Linked DNA regions of Homo sapiens: region 1 is linked to region 2. The links are chromatin contacts, found by Hi-C or POLR2A ChIA-PET in ENCODE. All regions are on one chromosome and are shown on one strand. Each heading gives the region's core, a stretch centred on a gene start or an enhancer-like site at or near the end of the contact. The rest is flanking DNA. Distances are from core to core; before and after follow the strand shown. Region 1 holds the start of EPGN (epithelial mitogen). Region 2 has its middle 10 kb from the start of CXCL2.

The links. A loop is a pair of places that touch in the nucleus more often than their neighbours do. ChIA-PET counts read pairs that join two places held with the same protein, here RNA polymerase II (POLR2A).
Region 1: a loop to region 2 is called in a map of MCF 10A, with 6 times the contacts of the local background. The contact joins the promoter of EPGN here to the enhancer-like site in region 2. A Hi-C loop is called at or near these places in 1 of 168 maps with a recorded cell type or tissue (MCF 10A). POLR2A ChIA-PET finds 5 or more read pairs at or near these places in 1 of 52 experiments (MCF 10A).

The regions. Positions count from the first base shown.
Region 1 is chr4:74,307,057-74,309,756 of GRCh38, forward strand. EPGN (epithelial mitogen) reads left to right here and starts at 1,414. Exons shown (of 5, transcript NM_001270989.2): 1 at 1,414-1,520; 2 at 2,037-2,126. The coding sequence starts at 1,478. All of the region lies in intron 2 of LOC105377276 (a long non-coding RNA gene), which reads right to left.
Region 2 is chr4:74,108,339-74,111,038 of GRCh38, forward strand. No RefSeq gene overlaps it. Among named protein-coding and RNA genes, the nearest start is that of CXCL2, 10 kb to the left of the region's middle. RefSeq lists an enhancer at 1,174-1,468. Within about 2 kb of position 1,358, at least 21 of the 41 ENCODE cell types and tissues checked have a DNase peak (open chromatin) inside an H3K27ac peak, as active enhancers do.

The DNA.
Region 1 (2,700 bases), core at 164-2,663, 200 kb after region 2:
TTTGTAAATGATTTCTTTTTAAATTCTCAGCAATGGTGCAAAGACGATTGTTCAATTTATAATTCAAATGTTATTTGCCTGGGAAATATATTATCTAGAAATCGACTTAGTAATCAACAGTTTTTTAAAAACCTACAAAAGTAGAAATGCAAAATGTAGACACATTTAAAGCGAGCCAAGTACTATTATATTATTTTAACTTTAAAATGATGACTCCTGTGGCAAGTGATTGCCCAAGTTATAATGAGTTCAACAAGCTTGTTCTTGTGTGATTTCTAACACCACATTTATATTTGAATAGTGAAAGGGCTCCTTTCTGGTAAATCTAATTTGCTGAGTGGACATGATGCAAAAGATAACCTATCTTGACTTGAATATGTTTTTAGGGTTTTGAGGTTTCAAGTTTCAAGAAAATACAAGGAATTGAAATTCCAGACAGAAAGACTCAATGCCTCAGGAAGATATATTTATAAATCATTTATATTAATTTGGGGCAAGTGAAAATTTCTGTAGTTGTAAAATATAGTAGCTGTAATGACATATTTTGGCCTTTAAAGTGCCACTTTAATAATTACAACTAGATGAACTTGAGAAATAATTTGAATGTTGTATTAACTTAGAAACTTTCTATTCATTGGATGTATCCAAACTAAATGTCATCTTAATTTTCTCTTAATGGAGAATTTTAATATTATTATTATTGCTATTATCATTATGTTGGTACTTTACTGGTTCTCTGTAGCTTAATCATTGGGATGCAGATTTAAGCATTGTTGTTCCTGGAATATGGCAGCCCATTTCATTTACTCAGAAAAATGTTAAATAGCAGGATGACAGAAAGGTGAATATTATACTATTAAAAATAATTTTATTTACAGCACTTGTCATAGTAACACTAAGAAACAAACACTAAAATGGAATATGAAACCTCTGTGTTTTCACAAATTTAACTGTTCTCTGCAACTAAATTAACAAATTATCTTGATTTGAAATGGAACTTATAGTCTGTAATAAAAGGTGGTATAACCAACTATAGTTTCAGGTATATTTCTTTTAGAAACAGGTTATGCTGCTTCCTAATTTGCAGTTATGTTTGTTGAACTCCCGTATAGGTTTCTAGCATAGTTTGAGCTGGTATAGTTCTCTTCACACCAATGGGAGCCTTTCCTGAAATTACATTTTGTTCTTGTTGTTTTAAGTACTTTTACATACATGATTATGCCCACAGGTAACAGGAAACCAGTGTTTCAAAAGAAAACTTGATCACATTGCTAGATAATACAGGTATCCTAACCAAGTGCGTGAGCGCCCAGAGGCTTTCTGCTGCTGCCAGAAGTACATATTTTTTTGATTGGTAAGAACTGCCAGATGACGCTTCATGAAATATAAATGCAACAAAGACTCAGAGAGCTCAATAAAAACCTTCCACCCGTCAGTCTAGAAGGATAAGAGAAAGAAAGTTAAGCAACTACAGGAAATGGCTTTGGGAGTTCCAATATCAGTCTATCTTTTATTCAACGGTAGGTAATTTCCTTTTGTTTTGTTAACTTTATATCAGTGTAAAATGTGAATAGAATTTATTTTCTCTGCATTAGAGAGAAGTTGGCTTCTAACAGTTGTTCTTTATGACAAAGATCAGAGTAATGAATCTGTGGATTAATTTAGTTTCTTATGTCCTGTATGTTCCTTTCCTAATATATTTTGACACCTTTTTTGAGACCTCCAGAATGTTTGCTTTATACAATTGAAGAGTAATTGATACATTTAGCTACTATACTATAGGGTTCTTATTTTTTAATTAATATGTAAATGTATCAATGGTCTTAAATATTGGGTTTTTATTTGCTTTAATCCTAATATAGTCAATGGAATGGATGAGAAACTGTAAGTATGTTGCCCTAGTCACGTTATGGATTTCAACTGTAATAAATTAAAAAAATAGAAATTGGAATAAACAGAATAAGAATACTTTCCATCTGTTGCTTGTACATAGAAGGAGGCTCTCTGTTAAAGATGCTTTTGCCCCCTTAATACAGCAATGACAGCACTGACCGAAGAGGCAGCCGTGACTGTAACACCTCCAATCACAGCCCAGCAAGGTAACTGGACAGTTAACAAAACAGAAGGTATTTTCTTCCCATTTTCATATTTCACAAGACTTTTCTAAAACTTGGGAGAGAAATTTGGATTGTGATAAAAGCAATATTGGCCATTTTTAATATATATTTTATTATTAGATAATCAGCTCTTTTAGCAGGATGCTGTTAAATTGAAGTGACAGATAAATGTGCCAGGAAATAATTGCCTTTTTAAAAGGAGGAAGTTAAGCAAATGAGACAAAAGCTGTCTTCAGTTACTGTCTTGAATGTGAAACAGGCCACATTTTCTGCTTCATTTCTGCTTGGTTCCCAATAACCCCTGTGTGTACAGAGACAGTTTGTCCCCATTTTGGCATTCTTGATGAGCAGCATTATATTTTGATCTGTGATTATAAGCTTTGATGCCAAAGACATTATGGCTACAAGATGAACAGCACTTTCCCTCATCTTTGGAATGACCTTTTTTTCTTGTTTGCTTTGGAGTTTTTGTTGTTATTTTAGCATATGCTGTATTTCCTAACCACTTGTACCCAATTTTTGTTGTTGATGGTAATGATATATTTTCTTTTGCACTTAATTATTATCACAGTGGCTTCTGGAT
Region 2 (2,700 bases), core at 108-2,607:
GGAAAAAATCTAGGTTATTATAACATATTTTAATTTGTACTAATTTTGACACCCCCTCAGAGGAATTTTTATGTTTTTGAAACAAGAATTATTTCTGTTTTTATCTACACACAGAGTTCATTTTATAAGTGCTTGGAACCCAACAGAGCTTAATGAATTGAATAGGATGTTCTTGGGAAAGAGAGTATAGATAATACGCTTCAATAGTTAAGACATCAGGTGAGAAAGCCATTAATTTTAGTTAAAATTACCATTTTAATTAGTCATTTTATGATAACATAGACAATGGAAGATGATTAAGAAAAATGAAGAATCAGCATTTCTTGATTCTTCAATAGACACTTGAAAAACTACAACACAAGGAAAACCCACTGTTTGATGGTCTAAGATCCTATCCCACTATGCTGACATTTGTCAAAACACTTAAATTGTTTGGTTTAAAGAAACTCCTTTTTATCCCTGCTACTAATACAAAGAATATACTTGTGTTTGTTCATTGAAGAGTTTCTAAGTATTAGAATTTCAGCAACAGGAAATTCATTTCTCAACTTGTATTCTTCACACAAAAGGCATCAAATTGCTCATGAGTTAATAGGTTGACAGCTATTGTCATTTCCTGGTGGGAAACTTTCATAGTTAGAGGAAAAGAAGGCTGAACACCAGATGCTGTTCATCATGTATTTTGGGATATGTTCTTGAAGGTCTGAGATTTACACTGAATTTATAAAGCAATGCCATTGAGTCAAGTAGAGAAGAATCTAGATTATAGAACAAGGCTGTGAAGTCAGATGGTTGTGCCAACAGTGTCTGCTGTGCAGAACCTTTAGCTCCCACTTCTCTCTCACATGCACTGAGTCAGAAAATGCTATTTTGTAGGCTGTAGCTACTTGTCAGGTTTATGACTCAACAAACTGAAATATTAGCCAAATGAAATATTGTTGTGCAATTCAGGGTGCTCACTCATAGCACATACAGTGTTGAATATAATCATCTATAGCTTCAAATGTGCTGGTCATGAGTCCACTAAGAAATGCAGAAAAGAAGCAAGAGGAGAAACAGTCTGACCTTAGCTGCAAAGGGCACCAGGATGCCAGCATGCTAGAGTCATGCTGGTTTCCCCCTTCATGGAAGTGACAGGCCCATGACAAATTTACGCAAATATGACATGGAAAATAATTTCTTGAAGAAAACTTCTTTTGCCATATGTTTCCTGGTTTTCTTCTGGTTTGGCCTGTGAATGGTATCAGTTTATTTTCGAGTCTAGTATCCAATATTCCTGGAAGCTAGGGCTGAGGAATGTTCATTTCACAGGATGGCCAAGGTCTGATATGCAAGGCTGGGATTGAGTGAGGCCCCAGGGCAGGCTGAGAACAGGAAGCGGTTTCACTGACATTCCATTCCTTTCTCTCCCTGACCACTCCCATCTCAGAGTGGCCAAGGATCACTGAAGAAATAGTAATTGTCATCTAAACCTCATAACAGGGGTGTCTGGCACTTGAGAGTTGACCCACTTCAATTTATTCAAGCTCCCACTCAAAAAAACTCTCCTTGACTTACAGGATATGAATACCAATTCCCTAAAGCAAAGCATAGTGAGAATTTCAGTAAAAGAAAAGAAACGAAAACCCCAGAAAAAGTATTCAGTAATTGAAGAGTCACCATCCCGAGGGTCCTATAGGAGCTCACCCTTGGTCGGTGAGAACTACTCAGTCAGCCTCACTTACCTCATTGCTCTGGCCAGCTCATACAGGCTTACAAGAGCAGGTTATTAAATGGTCAGGAATTTTGATAGCCAGTTATTCATTGTTGGAAGCATAAATTTGACCACAGTGGGAGTGTTTATGGAAATCAGCAAATGCTACAAATCTGATTTTTTTTTAAATTTGAAAGCTGTTTTACCAACACACCGCGGCTTATAGCTCTGCATAAACATAATCTGTATCAACTTTATCCTCTTTTTCCTCCCCTTACTATAGCCTCTGTCCTCTGCCCTCATTATCCTCTGCTGGGATCTCTTGAATATTTTTTCCCCTTTAGCTGGTTTTCTCTTTCACTCATTGATTTGTCCTGGGTTTCATCATCTAGGCAACTCTCACGCACAGAAAATTCTTGGGAGTTGTTCTCACTAGACTGATAGCAATACCACTTTTATTTATTATTATTATTATTATTATTATTTTGAAACAAGCAAAGGCTCTAGGAATGAAATACTAGAAGATGAAGGATTTTTTTCTTCTGGATCATAAATCTGGGCATCCCATGCCTACATGTTCTGGGACTCATGAGGCATTCTATTGATCCCCAAATTGCTATTAATAGATACCAAGTGAAAATTTGGTATCTCTTCCCATCAGCCCTAATCTCAGAATGCATTATCTTTTCTAAGCAACAACTGAAGCCTGTGTGCACTAGCAGTTAAATGTGTATCTGCAGGAGGTTTAAATATTCCTAAGTGAATGTGGGAAGTGGTAGTGTATTTTGGAATTCAAGGGATCTTAGAAATAATGTAGTCTAATTTGCTCATTAGTCTGGTGAGTAAACAGAGTTTCAGACAGATTAGCAGTTAGTGGTAGAATCAGTACTAGAATTCAGATCCCTGGCTTCCTCTTCTGGGCATTTTCAAATCTGCAACAATGTCTATCTTAATTAACATTATAATTAGGACCAAGATAATCTTCATTCAACTCAACAAATATTTTT